Linked DNA regions of Mus musculus: region 2 is linked to region 1. Evidence: chromatin loops called from intact Hi-C (ENCODE). Cell type or tissue: heart. All regions are shown on one strand.

Region 1 (8,000 bases):
CACGCACACGCACACGCGCCAACGCCCCAATACTTACATATGCATATATTTATGATGGATGAAACAACTATCCTCCATAGAGTAAGTTCCGTAGAGTAAGCATCAGCACAGAAAGAACTCACTCATTCTGGATGAAAAATAAGCTTCAGATTTTATTGCTAGAGAAAGAAAAAGCTTCTACCCTTTTATTACTAAATGAATTTAAAAAAAAACCTGTCTCATTGTAAGAAAAGCCTGCCTGCTGCTTTCTGCTCTCTCTGCAGCTCCTTCTCTTCTCAGTCTCATCTCTTTTCTCCTGAGCCCCTGTTATATTCTGCTATGTTCTGCTGTTTCTATATCGCTTCTACTCTGTTTCTCTTCTATTTTCCTCCTGCATCTAATTAATTCTGCTTTCTTTTTTGTTTCTCCTCCTCTGCTCATTGCTTCTAACTTATTCTCCTTCTGCCTGACTAATGTCATCATTCCTAGGGTTTTTTTTTAAACCTTTTCAGGAAAACAGATCACATGGTATTCCAAAAGTTCACAAGTTCAAACACAAATTTGAATCATGAATTGAACCATAAATTCATCATAAATGAATATAACAAAGATGTTTATATGAGTTTTCATTAAGAGTAGTTATCTAACTAGACATTCATTAGCTCCATGGGTCCTTTGAGAATCTAAAACTATAATTCTTATGCCTAAGTTAACAGAGTATGTCAAGAGACAAATTAATATTGAAGTTTTGTATTGATAAATCCAGTCAATATTTTATCTTCTGTACTTGCACCTATAACAAATAATTCCTTTTATGACCTTCAGTTAATGGTTTTACGGGCTAAAGGAATGTATTCCTAAATTGTAAATCTGTATCAATGCCTGCTTTCAACTTCAGTGCAATTAACTTGTGACACATGAAGACTGACAGAGTTCTAATTGTAGTTTTCATATCACAGAGGGCCTTAATTGCAGGCCTTATTATAAAGGGTTTAATAATTATTAGTAAAAACTTAGGAATTCATTTAGAATCGTCACTAGCAGTTAAGAAATCATCTATTTGTCTTTATAGCATCATTACAAGATAGTACACCTATGTTGGTTTGCAGAAAGTCTGCCCAATAGGATGAGCTAATGCCCAGGGATTGTTATATTAGTTTAATAATGACAGGAAAGGCATATCAATAGCAAGAGTCAATCCTGAGATGTAGGGGATGGTTCTGATACTCTGATTGGGAATGAATGTTGAAGGTCCTGTTCCCCAATTGGTTCTTGATCAGTCAATAAAGATGCTAGTGGCCAATGGCTAAGTGGTAGAGGTGGGACTTCTGAGAGAGAAGGAGCCACCAGCCATGTGATATCTTGTGTGGAGTGGCCATTGGCCGCTTCCCCGACTGGTCTTGGGTAGCAGGCTGGAGATTAGACCTTTAACCAAGTTGAGGGCAGATTTAGGGTACTGAGCTAGGACTAAAGGTAACTAAGCAACTAAATTGAGGGCAGATTTAAAGTTGTTAATCTGGGAGTAAAGAAAGCATGCTAGCCGAGGGAGGCTTAAAAGTGTCCGGCCACTGAGCTAAAAAGCATATTAAAAATAAGATTGTGTGTGTGTGTGTGTGTGTGTGTGTGTGTGTGTGTGTGTGTTTCATCCATGGATCTGAGGAAACCGGGGAGGGGGCTAGAAGAGTGATCCGCCTGGAGCTTAAAGCGGGGTAGTAAAAACTCCATGATACACTGAGATTTAGTTCCTTGGGTCTTGCCTCCAAGGGCTCATTCATCACAGTTCCACAATGAAGCTATCTCAAGAAAATCACTTGCTAGGCTTAGCCTTTCCTAGATGGTTCCCGATATGTACATACACTCATGTCCAAAAATACACATAAAATAAAATAATTTTTAAAAGGATTTTATCTGTTAGTCATAAGATATGTAGGTGGGTAAGAATTAGCTACTAAGGGGTGTAAAGATAGCTCAAGATAAATTGTAATTAAGCTCTGAACCTGCAACATTCCAACCTCTCCATGATCCTAATTAGTCAGTTTGCCTTGAGTAAGATTGTGTGGGAAGCTTAGGCTGCCCTCTGGGAGCTTTCATTCATAATACTTTGGCTATTCACTTCCTCTCCCAGGAGCACCCACCCTCAGCTTCTATATTGGGAAAGGACTGGTCTTGTATCTTCTCCACAAAAGCCTCCTCACCCTTGTTAGTGTGGCGTTAGAGCTTGGTGATGCTACTGTATGATGACCGAGGGCACCCTGCCACTTTAGGGGTTCTTAGTGTGCTGAGTTGTCAAAATACCTTCCAGACTCTGTCTCATTCCATCCTTATAAAAGCCATACACAACCCACACTTCCTTTGTCTCCATGGTAGCTGAAGAAATACTGTAACATGTGGGAGGTTGTGAGGCTCAACAATGACAGAGGCAGGATTGGAATTTGTGTGTTCCAGGGTCTGAGGACCTGTCCTTAAGCACCATGCTGTTCTCAGTCTTCTACCCATGAAAGTACTTAGGACATCTCACTGTTGTTTATTTGCATCTCTCTCTTTCAGTAGACAAAAGGGGTTTGAGGGCAGAATTAACGATTATACTTGAGGAAGGAAGAAAAGCAAATGGGTTTTCATGATGATCTCCATAAGGACATTAAAAATATCCATATTCTCTGGATTAGTCAGGGTATCTAGAGGAACAGAACTAATAGAATATATATATATATATATATTAATAATATAAAAACATAAAATCCCATATATAGGATTTATTACAATGGCTTAAAGGCTGTGGCCCAGCTAGTACAACAATGTCATCCAACTACCAATGGAGATCCAGGAATCTAATAGTTGTTCAGTTCACAAGGCTGCATATCTCAGCTGGTCTTCAGTACACAACAGAATCCCAAGGAAGTAGGTTCTAATGCCAGTGAAAGAATGGACTTAATAATGAAAGCAAGCAAGCAAGTAAAAAGCAAAAACTCCCTACACCCATTTTCTTTTTATACGTTGTCAGCAGAAGATGTAGTGGATCTTCTCACCTCAAAAGATCTGGAATAAAGGTGCATCTTTCCACTTCAAATGATTTAATTAAGAAAAAAAATCCCTCACAGATATGCCCAGCCACTTGTGGTTTTGTTAATTCCAGATGCAGTCAAGTTGATAACCAAGATTAGTTATCATATTCTCTAATAGGGAGAACAGGCTGGAGTTACTAGAGTTTTAATGGAATATGTTATTCCATGAAAATAGCAGGATGTTTTTGCCAATGGGGAAAAACCCTGATGTTCCAAGAAAGTTTAGGCCAGGGTTGGATCAATTAAAAATTATTTAAAAATGGAAGAACTGATCACATTCATCAGTAAAAAAAAAAAATTGTAGTCTTGAGACAGGTGTAGTGGCACAAGTCTTTAATCTCAACAATCACACTTGCAGAGGCAGAGGCAAAGGCAGAGATCTCAAGGCCAGCCTAGTCTATGCAGAGACTTTCAGGTCAACTAAGGCTATATAGTGAGACTCTGTCACAACAGCAGCAGCAACAACAACAAAACAAAAAAAAAAGAGAATTGTCATTATAATGTATTGATTAAATTCACATAAACTTGCTCTGTAGAGGAATAGTCAAGAAGCTATGTATAGAGTATTATAATGGAACATTATAGACAAATGTCTGATCCTGGATGATGAACCTTAAGTGAGTCCTTTTACAGGCAGATAAAACTGGTGGATTCTTTCCCTATAAAAATAGACACATATGTCCTAGGAAGTGACTAATGTTTCCAAGTATTTCCTATTCTCCAAGTTCAGGAAGCAGCTGTGGCAGAACTGAGGCTCAGGCATCTGTGGAGTCAGATAGCCCCAGGGTTTGTGTGTCAGGCCTCCTAAGGCCTCTTTTCCCAGCAGTGTTCAAGCAGAGTTGGCTGTTGTGACAGGAAACGTAGATTGAAACTCCATTGAAGTTCCATCTCACCCCAGTCAGAATGTAGAAAACAAATGACAACAAATATGGCAGGAATATGGGAGAAAAGGACCCTTATTCACCGATGATGGCAGTGTCAACTGGTACAGCCACCTTGGAAATCAGTGTGAAAGATCCTAAAAAAGCAAAGAGAACTTCAGCATGATCCAGCTGTACCACGTGAGGGTACAAGACTGAAGGAGATAGTGCAGCACAGAGACACATTTACACATGCATTTGTAGCTGCCGCCTTCACAAAAGCCAAGAGATGGAACAGGTCTAAATGTCCATCAACTTGTGAATGGGTAAAAAAAAAAAAAAAATTGGTATGTATACAAAATAGGTTTTCATTCAGCAGAAGAAAAACTGAACTCATGGCGTCTGCCGAAGTCATTATGTTAAGTGAAATAAGCCAGAGTCAGGAAACAGATCAGAAGAGTTGAGGAAGAGATAGAATAGAGATGGTGATGGAATGTGCAGAACAGGAAAACAGGGAAAATGAGAAGAAATGGAACCCACCAGAGAGGAAGGGTAATACTTCTACATGTTCATTGATCATCAATTAACTCCTGAGCAAGGGTTAAAATTAGTCACGTTTACAAACTTGGTCATTGCCCAGCCCTAACAATTTCTAACTCCAGTTATAAATTAACATACTTACCTTTTTAAATACTTCACATGGCTGTCAGGGCAAATTTACAATATTTTGAAGTATTTAAATTATCTAAATTTGGACCATACTCCTGAATAATTATAGTAAATTAATTTCTTCTCACCACGTTACAACTATTTGCAAATTTGAAATGATCAAATTAGAATTATCAAAATAGAAAATGCTAATTTCTTCATCTTGGTGTAGCATTTTTCTTCCCCACCTTGAATTGTTGAATGGGGAACTAATTCTGTGCCCTGCTTAACTTATAAGAATATGAAGACAACCTCAGAAATAGTGCTTTGGCTATCAAAACAGGCTAAGTAAATTGAAGGTGCTGTTTTCGGTCCAGATGAAAGCTAATCTTTGGTAAGTTCCCACTTGGGCCACTTGAAAACCCAGGCTTATCTTCTCCTCCCACAAATGAAATCTTACTCAGAAAAAGAACAGATAATTGAAGTGGGTTCAAAAGACTCACACAGATCTGTGTCTTCTCCTTTGAAGATAGACTATTGACTAGCAATATGAAGCTCAGGAATCTGCTGGATGGGTTAAGGGTCAGAGGGTGTCTTAGGTGTGAAGGCGAACATAGCCGGAGACTTTGAATAATGAAATAGTCCCCACCATCTGCCATGACCCATTCTAGTACTTCCCCTGTGGTCCATATGAAGATAGTGTTAGGTGGAAAGAATAGTGACAGCCGGAAGAACTGTGTCCTCATCTAGAGAGAGGTGGAGACGGTGTATTAGTAATTGTTACTTTTCTTGTTTCTATGACAAAATACCTGGCTGACAAGCAACTTAAGGGAGGAAGGGTTTATTTTTGTCTCACAGTTTCAGGAAGCAGAGTCCACCACGGTGGAGAAAGCGTGGCAATAGAAGCAGGAAGCTGCTTGCTGGTCATATTCTATCTGGAGTCAGTAAGCTGAGCTTGAACAGGAAATGGGGTTGGTTGCAAAGCCTTCGAGCCTCCCTCTCCCAGGGTTGTCCTTCTTCCAGTGAGGTTCTATTGCCCAAAGGTTTAACAAACTTCCAAAACAACACCGTCATCTGGGAACTAAGGGTTCAAATCCATGAGTCTGTGGGTGACAGTTCACACTCAAACTGCGAAAGATGAACATTCTCTAAAGCTCCAAATGCACTCACTTGTTTGATGATGAAAGAGTAGAGTTGTCCTCCTCGGGATCTTGAGTAGAGAGATTTCCTCAAACAGCCCAGCCTCTGAGAAAGGATCCCACCCACCCTCCTCCCTCCTCTCTATACTACAGCAATATGGGCAGGGTTGGCTAATCTCCAAAGTTCTTCTAGAAATTGATTTCCATGGGACCAGCCCAACCTCCATCCCACTCTCCTGGAAGAGATCACCACCTTCCTAGTATTTATGATGTGGGTACACATTTAAGGACCCCAGGCTTATGAGGGCTGGCAGCAGGCCTATAGTCAAGGCTCAGGCCTGCATTGCTTCATTTCTCACAATTTGTCAACTCAAGTAGAGGTGCTGAGGACTCAGCTCTGGTTGATGGAGGCTAGGGGTCTCACTCAGTGGTAGAGCACTTGCTTAGCATGTGTAAAGCTCCTCCGTCCCAGCACTGTAAGAAACACATCTGACTACTGGAGTTTGACGTGGATGTGCAGCCAACATTCTGCTGAACAGAAAGTCAGAACGAGGAAGCTGCTAGCGACATTGCACACCAGGGATAAGGGTGAAGGGTAGGGGTTAGAGTGACCTTACCTTTTGAGTGATCACAGAAGGCAGGCAACAGGGACATGGACCACAGGAGAAAAGGCTTGTCTCTGTCGACCTTCATGGTCATCTGTGGAGACAGACAAGAAACATGGTGACAATGGTCAGTAAAGCACAATGTGTGTGGGGTCTCTGAGAAGTGTCAGACCTGATGAGGGGATGACAGAGAGTAACAACGGGGAAAAGGCAGTGAGTTTCAGGGCCAGGACAGACAGACCTGTAGGAATGGTGACATGAATGCTCCGGTGAGGTCAAAGGGGCCTGGAGCAAGTGTCTCTGGGACCTGGGTGAGCTCACGCTTAAGAGGTGGGTAGCATGTGAGGGTGTTTATCTTGGGACTTGCTAAACTCCGTGTGCAGCTGTCTTCTTTTTTTAAAATTTATTTATCTTATATCCCAATCACTGCCCTCTAACATCTCCCCCTCCCCTACGCCTCTTCCCCTTCTCCTCTGAGAGAGTGGAGATCCCCTCCCCAAATATTACCCCACCCTAGCACACCAAGTCTCTGAAGGGAAAGGTGCATCCTCTCCCACTGGGGTCAGACAAGGCAGCCCAGCTAGAACTTACTCCACAGACAGGCAACAGTTTTAGGGATAGCCCCACTTTAGTTGTTTGGGACTCATATGAATATTGAGCTGCAATCTGCTACATATGTGCAGGGGTCCCTAGGTCCAGCAGTGTATGCTCATTGTTTGGTGGCTCAGTCTCTGAAAGCCTCCAAGGGTCCAGGTTAGTCGACTTTATTGGTCTTCCTATGGAGTTCCTATCTCCTTTGGAACCTGAAATCTCCACCCCCCCCCCCAGCTCTTCCTTAAGAATCCCTAAGTTCCATCCTGTGTTTGGTTGTGGGTCTCTGCATCTGTCTGAGTCAGCTACTGGATGGAGCCTCCTAGAGGACAGCCATGAATTTTGCAAGCAAATGGATGGAACTTGACAGTATCATCCTGAGTGTGGTAACCCAGACCCAAAAGGACATGCATGGAATGTACTCACTTATGAGTGGATATTAGCACAGGATACCCATGCTACAATCCACAGATCCAAAAAAGCTAAACAAGAAGGAAGGCCCAAGGGAGGATGCTTGAATCCCACTTAAAAGGGGAAATAAAACAGTCTGAGGAAGCAGATGAAGGGATGGGACTGGATAAGAGAGGGGATGTGGATGGGGTTTAGGATCAGGGGTGGAGAGAGACGGGACAGATGGCTAGATGGCCATGAGAATTAATGGAATCTGCAAATGATCAGGGTGAGGAGGTGAGGGGCAGTGTCCTCTTTACCAGTCTTGAAAGTCAGTGTCCAGGCTGGGGAAGTAGCACAATCAGGCACACGTCCAAGGACTCAAGTTTGATGCCTAGCACCCATGTGAAACATCCCTGCAACACTGGGAAGGCAAAGAGGCTGATCTCTGAAGTTCACCAGCCAGCCAGTCTAGATTACTTAATGAGGTCCAGGCTAAGGAAAAGTTCTGTCTCAAAAAAGCCCAAGATGAATGGCACCCAAGATTGTCCCTCTGGTCTTCAAGTACATGTGCATACATATTCACCCCTTTGAGCACCCCTATGAAAACACACACACACACACACACACACACACACACACACACACACACCACTGAGATGATGATTCAGTTTTCCCATCCATCCACACCTCCACACCCCACCTCCAAACACAGCCTTCTTCTCC
Region 2 (8,000 bases), 86 kb before region 1:
ACATTTAACTTAGGTCAGAGGGGTGGGAGATAGGGAGGCGATGGGCCTGCCTGGGCATGTCCTGGTCTGTTCTGCTATGTTCTCAGCCACAGGTTTCAAAGCTCACAAACAACTCTTTGGGCTATTTGACACACATTACATGAATCACAGATCTCAAGTTTTATTTCCTTTCACTTACAAATTTTGTCCCAAGATCCTGTCCCACTGGGACAAGCTCTAGTCAGGTTTTCTAGGAGGCTGACTACATGCACCCCACCCCAAGCCTGTTCATCACTCCCCTTCCTTCTTTCCAGACTCTCTTTGCCTATAACATGGCTCATAGAAGCAACCCTCCACCCCCACCCCCCATCCCCTAATCAAAAAAAGACGTCACGAGAGAGAAGCAAGGTGGACTTTGTTTAAAAAGACATGAGATGCTGGGTGTGCTTTCTGCCCTAGAGGAAGTCCATATACAACTTGCTGACCTCACCATCCAGGGCTGTGGGCTGCAGCTCAAGGAAGAGGTGTCTCTAAAAAGGAAAACATGGTGGATAGAAACAGCTTGGGAGGGATAATGTCAGTTTAGCCAAACTGGCTAAACAGGAACTCAGCCTGATGTCACTGTATGACAAGTTAGACTGGTTTGGAGACCAGTTCATGCTCATTGGCATGCAGACTGGGTTAGAATGAACTCACTTGTTGTCATAGGTCCTGGGCCACCCTGGACACAGTGAAATTTCCCAGAAACAGACTATCAGTATAATCTACTTCTGAATCAGATCAGTATCAGATCAAAGTCCTCTGAGTTCTCTGCTAACAGCTGACAGACAGCGCATGCTCCAGCTCCCTACGCCTGGAGACACAGTCATCTTCCTGAGTTTTACCAGAGCTTTGTGAGGAACAAGGTCTTACCTTATTTTATAGGTGAGAAACTTGAGGCTCAGACAAGCCAAATGGCTTCAGAGTCCCCACCACAAGGCTCTAAAATAATGGTACTTCTGGGAGCCTAAGTATAAGTCCCTTGGCCTCCTGTGGTCCCAAGGCAATGTCATTGGAATACAGCCAGCAGAACAAGGTCCACATTATTGATGGCTGATCTCACCGTGTAGCTCTGTGTGAGTCACCATCACCAGTGTAGTTTACCCAGCTGTGCAAAGAAAGAAGCTGACTCCACCTGCCTCCTTCCCAGAAGGAAAACTTAACTAGATATCAATGACATCAGGAGAAACCAGATTACGTGACTTTCCGTAAAGTACACCCTTTTGAGGAAGGCACGTAATGTAGGCTATTAGACCACACTGGGCAGAAAAGGAAGCCCTCTAGTGCTGTGTTGTTTCCCTGGACATCCCATCTGGCTCTGTCTAAAAATTGTGGCTTGCTTTCTTCTCAGCTAGGCTTCAGGGATGGCCAGAGGCTCTGGGAACCCAGGTGCTAGCTCCGTGGAGACCAGTGTCCACTGATCCTGAACCGAAGACCTTAAGCGGTTCTCTGAACCAGCTGCAGCCCAGTATCTCATCTGTGAAGTGGGCTCAGGGGTGTGGTGAGGAAGGGGTGATGTGCAGAATGTACTAGGCACACCGCCCAGCATACGGACTGTCCCATGCATGATCTGTCATGTTTGTAGGATTGCCAGGTAGCCCAGGCTGCCCTTGATCTGACAATCTTCCTGCCAAATCCTTCTTACTGTTAGGACTGTAGGTGTGTACTCATACAACTGACTTATCTATCACAATCATGTGTGTGTGTGTGTGTGTGTGTGTGTGTGTGTGATGCTGGGGATTTTAGAATTTGCCCTTAAATGTATGTATGTATGTATGTATGTATGTATGTATGTATGTATGTATGTTGTATGTTGTATGTTGTATGTATGTGTGTATGTATGTTGTATGTATGTGTGTATGTATGGTCTGGGTCCACCTGCTACCTCATGTATGTGGATATCAGAGAACAATGTGCAAGAGTTGCTTTTCTCCTTCCACCAAGTGAGTTCTGGAGACTGAACTCAGGCTAGCATTCCTGGCCTTCTGTACTCACTGAATCCTATTTGCCTGATGCCTTGTTTGCCTTTAGATTAGACTTTCCAGAAAGAATGCACTTGTCACGAGTTCTCCCTCATCATGGGGGTTACCTGTCACCAGAGACAAGAGGGCTGAGGCAGAGCCATGCCCAGAGAGACCGTGTCCAGTCATCTTTGGTACACCTACTTTTCTCTCCTAACCATCTCTCTCACACAGAGAGCGCTTTTGCTAGCTTCCCTCTAGATCTTACTGGGCCTTGAAGTACTCTGTCCTTGCTGTAATGTCACTGTGTGTGGCAGAAATCTGCGTGCCTTTTGTTTTTTCTGTCTCCTGTCAGTTTACTTCAGAGACACAGTTATCAGAGCTTCAGAGGGCAGAAACATTAGCCCTTCCTTGCAGAGTCAAAGGAGCTGGATTTGGGCTCAAGGTAAAGGTATCTTTGCTTTGTCAACAAAATGCCTGCGCTGAGGGTGGTAGAAGCCAATCAGGAGCCACATGAAACCTTCGCTGTCCTCAATGGCTGGATCCTTCTAGTGGAACTGCCCCCTCTCCCTCCACCCATGGTTCTTGGTCTCCTGCTTCAGCCTCTGACAATTCCAGCAGACACAGGCTCACTTGCTGTATCTGCATTTCAGCTTGTCTTATGGAGAAGCAACCTGTGAGGGCTGACCAGTCACTAATAAAAACCAGCAAGTTCTTTTACCAGATTGACTTCAAACAAGACAAGACAAAGAATGCAAAACCTGGGGCTCAGGCGTAGAGAACATTCGCTCTCCAATCGTGAGGATCCCAGCTCCCACATAACAGGCTGGCTGTCCTTGCTAACAGCAGTAACCCCAGCTCCAGTGCAGGGAGGAGACAAGAGGATAACTCGGCTGGCTGGCTTCCAGATTGGCAGGAAAACTTCAAGTGTCTGGTTCAGGGAGAGACTCTGCCTCGAAGGAATGGGGGGAACTGACTCTTAACTCTCTTTTGACCTCCATGTATACGTATCTGCATACATAGATGGGCGCACATAGGTGAATACACACACACACACACACACACACACACACACACACACACACACACAAGTAAATAAATCTATCTTTTAAAAAGACTTTAAATTGGAACAAAAAGACTGTAAAATCCCTGTAACCTGCCTGGAAAGTTGAAGTGAATGGGCTTGACCTTCACGGTTGAGGACAGTCAGGCCTTTTGATCTTGTTGGAGCTGTTAGGTCTGTTAGACTTCGAGTAAGGTCAAGGAATCTAGGGTAGAGTCTGGTCTTTGTCTCTTAGCAGCTGTGTGGCCTTGGACAAACCACTCGACCCTACAGGTTCCCTTTCCTTCTCCTTGTCCTTGAAAGGCTAGCATGAGATAATGGCATGTAGCCACTACACAGGAAACGTTAGCCAAAACTGTAGCTGGACCAGCTGATGTGAAAAAACTATTATCTGGATATCTGGAACAGTCTCTTCCCCTCCCACCTCCCTGCTGCGTCTTCTGAGGCTGTCCTCAGACACTTCCCCTGGAGCGCTGTCTGTGGGTTGTCATTTTGTCTGCTCGCCTGGCTAATGGCACAGGAAGTGGGTGGGTAATGGGTCTCTCTGTTGTTCCACTGGCCTCCCCGTGAATCTAACTGTTTTGCTTTTCCTCACCGTGGGGGCTTCTCACACCCTCTAATGACTGTTTTTCTTTCAGAACTGGCATATTTTTAGATAAAGCATTTCCTGAAGCTCCTTTCTGGTTCCCTGGCACATCTTTGACTTCTCTTCCGTTTCCCCCTGCCTTTCTCTGGCTGTGAAATCACCCCAGCAGCATGAGTGCAGGAAACAGAAGCACAGGTCTCACACCTTCCTGGGTCTGAGCCAATCAGCCCTCAGGGGCCAGGCCTGATCAGGGTGGTCCATGAAGAAGATCCTTCTGTTTGCTCCCCTTTCTGCCTTCCTCAGTTGTCTAGCTCAGACAGAGAGGTAGTTTCAAAGTCACCTGAAACATGCACACTGTAGCCAAAACCACACTGAAAACTACGCCCTGGTACTCAAACATACCTGGGTTTGAATCATGGCTTCTCCAAGACAAAGCTTAATATTGACCATCCATTTGATAGGATGTAGAATCGCCTGGGAGACACACCTAGCAGACACGTCTTGAAGTGGGGAGACCCACCCTAAACGAGGGTAGCACCATCCCATGAGATGGGATTCTGGACTGAAAAACAGGAGTGCTGAGCACCATCGCTTATCCTTGGGGCTTCCTGACTGTGGATGCCACGTAACCATCTGCTTTCTACTCCTGCCTCCCTTACCTTCTAGTCATGAACTTGAACCCTCAGCTGGGAGCCACAGTAAACCCTTCCTCTCCTAAGCTGCTCTTCTCATATAGTTTGTCAAACGACAAGAAGAGTTACAATTACACCCATCGACTAGTAAGTAACTAAAAGGCTTTAAACCTCCGTTTCTTTCATTGTAAACCTCATAGGACTGTTGTAACAAGGACAGGAAATACATTAATAAGCTAAAAGGTAAATGCATTAAATGGAACAAACAAATAACAGAACCCTGTGTCTGGCACTCAACTGTCCTGATTTTTAGAATTTAAGTCATCGTAAGGATCTATTTATATTTTCAATGTATGGCTGTTGTACATCTCACCTCTAAGTTAGATGTCTTCAGTAAAGGACTAAAGGCTGGGGTGTGTGCTGAGTGGGGCCTTATCTTTAGGGTTCAAACTGCTCAAAAGCACTGTAGTAGCAAGCCAGGAAGCTTGACGTTTGCTGGGGAGTCTTGGCTCAGCCAGGCGTCCATGTTCTCGACCTCTCTGTTTTGGAAAGAGTTTTTGGGGAGAGCTTGCTCCTCCTCCTCCCGTTCCTGCTCCCCCCCAGGACCCCCCTTCTCACTGATCAGAATCTACTGGTCCCACTTTTCCTAGAGGGCAAGGCCACCTCCTCCACGGAGTCTTTCAAAGGTCTTTACTCTGGGCTTTAAGTGGACAAGGACTCTAGGAACAGTTCTGGAAGCCCCCCATTGCCTTCTCTGTCCATCTCCTTGGTGAATGGCAAATGAGGCAGCCCCAACAGCCCAGTCTGTCTCCCTGGGCCAGTAGGGGTGCCATTTTCTGGAAATCAACATGATCTTTAGTTTAAATGGTTTGGAAGGCTGGATACATTGGTACATGCTTGTAATCCCAGCAGGTTGAGGGCAGAGGTGGGAGAAACCTGAGTTGAAGGACAACCTGAATTATTAACTCGTGAGACCCTGTCACTGAAAAACCATGACCTTAGGCTCAAAGATAAATCCTCCTCTGCCCAGAAAGAAGAACGGACAACATTCATTCTTTTTCAATCAGCACTCTGTGAATAATTGGTACTTTGGTGGGCCATGGCAGCGAGCACGGGACTCCATTACTCTAATGTGTTCATTAAGCCTCACCACCCCCCCACCCCTCACCCCCGTCCCTAAGAAAAACAGGAACACTTTTGAGTCACGTTGATGTTTACCCTACCTCCTCATGGCAGTCTAGAGCAAGCATGATAACCTTGGGCAGGAAAATTGAACTGCACTGGGTAAACACATCTGTGTGAACATCTGCGGCTGTGGAAACAAGTGGGCATGAGGTGAAGGCTTGCCTAGAGAGTTCAAGGATCACAGCTGGAGAAGCCAGCTTACTAGAACTGGCTTGAAAAGCACATAAACCTTAAAGAGGTAAAAAGGTGACCAACTTAGCAGGGCTCCCTGGAGTTTGATTGGTGGCCCTGTAGGTCTGGGTCTATCAACTTGGGCCATCTTTAGAACTGAACATTGATGGGCTAGGCTAGGCTTTTGTGTTATTTCAATGATCCAGTGCAGAGGGAACCACAGTCACAGTTAAATGGAACCTGGATGATTTATTGACCAGAAATCCTCTGTGTCTGGCCCCAAGGCTAGAGAAGTTAATTAATGCTGGAGACCATTTTGAGGTCTCCAGACTCAGCTTCTTGGGAAAGGGCATCACATTTAGGTTGGAGGTCAATTACTTTGGTGGTGCTTCTAGCTTCAGAGTGTATCCAAGACTCACAAGGACTTGCTGTAAAACTCACAAAGGACTTGCTGGCTGTATCCCCTGAACTTTCTGATCTCTTAGGTCAGAGTGAGACCCCAAAGTGACAAGTCTAACAAGTTCCAGGTGTTGCTGCTGACCATGTTGGGGCCACACTTTGAAAGTCTCTATGGTGGAGAACACAGGCCTGATGCTGAGAAGAGAGGTGAGAGTGTAGGAGGTGACAAGGAACCTGGGTTCCGCTCTAGGCTCTGTTGTAGCTACTCATGCATGGGCAATGCAGAAAGCAGGAAGCTGGTGGCTTCCTCTATATCAGGGTGATGTTGACTGTGTCACCTTTCCCTCAGGACTGAGTGGGACAATCACTGATGTCTGCACTGGTCTCTCAGCACAGATGTTACATCTCACACATGTTATTACAGCTGATCTGTTCAGCTGATCTGTTCAACACTCCAAGGAAGTGGATCTTACTGGTTTTGTTTCATATTCTTAGAAACCAGAGGTCAGGGGCCCATGAGATGGTTTAGCAGGTAAAGGTGCTTGTGGTTAAGCCTGATAACCTGTATCCAAGCCCTGGAACCCATGTGGTGGAAGGAGAGAATTGACTCCTAAAAGACCCTGACTACATGTACACTGTAGCATGACGGACACACACACACACAGACACACACACACACACACACACACACACACACACATGCATCCACACGAGTACACACATACATGCCACAAGTAATAAATAAAATGCAATAAAAGAAAAAGAAAATGAAGAAAGGAAAAGGAAGGAAAGAAACCTGAGCTCAGAAACGTATGATTTCATTAAAGGAAATTCCTGTGTCCAAGGCTGCTATCCAAGGCACACAAGCCATAATGAGAAAAATGGTATGCAGTCTAGCAGAGCTCAGGGGATTGGCTGCTGTTCCTGTAGGTCTGAAGTTGTCAGTCTGGGCTGCTTTTAGGTCCAGATATTGATTGGTGTGCATAATCACCCAGGCAAGCACCCCATATACTTGTACAGCTCTGAGTCTCATTGGGAAAACCTGTGAACACTGAGACTGGCCAGACATGGGTGGTATTCAACATAAAGGCATGCTTGGGGAACAAAATCCCTGTGCTGCGGGGAACAAAATCCCTGTGCTACGGGGAGCTAACCCCAATTATTCAGGTCTGGGCAGAATGGTAGGTTTCAGAAGAAAACACAACACACCGATGACTCAGTTGCTCTGTCTGAGAATGGGCCACTCTGATACAATGTGGGCGTTAATTAGGAGGAGAAAGGAGCAAACAACCCCTAGGCAGACCAAGGGGCCCTGTACCAGCCTGCCTAGAGCCCAGGGATGCTGCCTCTCTGAGAGCCGGGCACCAGATCACAAGCTCGGCAGCTGACTCACTAGCTTTGAAGCAACAAGGCCCATGCGAGGGGCGGAGGGGAGGCCTCTGTATCAGTTACATTACTTCTTGTTGTGACAGAATACTTGAGAAAAACAACCTCAAGAAGAAAGGGTTAACTCTGATTCATCATTCGAGGGTACTGGATATCATTGTGGGGACGTCACAGTGGCAGAAACTTGAAGCAGCAGCTTACACTGTACACGTCACCAGGAATCAGAGAATGAAGAATGGTGGCACCCAGCTCACCTTTCCCTTTTTATTCAGTCAAGGATTCTAGCCCAGGGAAACAATCTCCCTTGCAGTCATGCCAGAAGATGTACTTCCATTATAGGTCTAAATCAGGCCAAGTTGACAAGATTAACCATCACATTACCATTTGGGAGCCAATATGGTCAAACCAGACATTGTGAATTCAAGAGCAACTCAGGTGGGCTTGCAAACCCATGAGGCCTATGAACAACAGCTTTGCCCCTCAAGCCAGGAAGCTCCTGAGAAACATGTCCCTTTTGGTTCTCTGTAACTGTTTGGTCTGGGGTCAGTGGAACTGTTAGCCATGGAAGTCTACTTTAGCTCTTAGTTCTGATCTCCTCT

The links. A loop is a pair of places that touch in the nucleus more often than their neighbours do. Peaks named below come from ENCODE experiments on the same cell type or tissue, not always from the same donor. Only the 100,000 strongest peaks of a DNase experiment are listed, where the experiment ranks them.
Region 2: it touches region 1 in a loop (13-fold over the local background); 2 of 42 quality-filtered maps call a loop at or near these places.

What each region holds. Positions count from the first base shown.
Region 1 is chr9:70,973,818-70,981,817 of GRCm38, forward strand. Gm32074 (a long non-coding RNA gene) reads right to left here and starts at 6,528. Exons shown (of 3, transcript XR_379595.1): 1 at 6,466-6,528; 2 at 6,306-6,387. In heart, a CTCF peak has its summit at 7,221; a DNase peak (open chromatin) is centred at 3,784.
Region 2 is chr9:70,888,114-70,896,113 of GRCm38, forward strand. All of the region lies in intron 1 of Lipc (lipase, hepatic), which reads right to left. Among named protein-coding and RNA genes, the nearest start is that of Gm32017, 22 kb to the right of the region's middle. In heart, no CTCF peak of the experiment used is centred here; a DNase peak (open chromatin) is centred at 3,528; H3K27ac peaks cover 2,453 bases.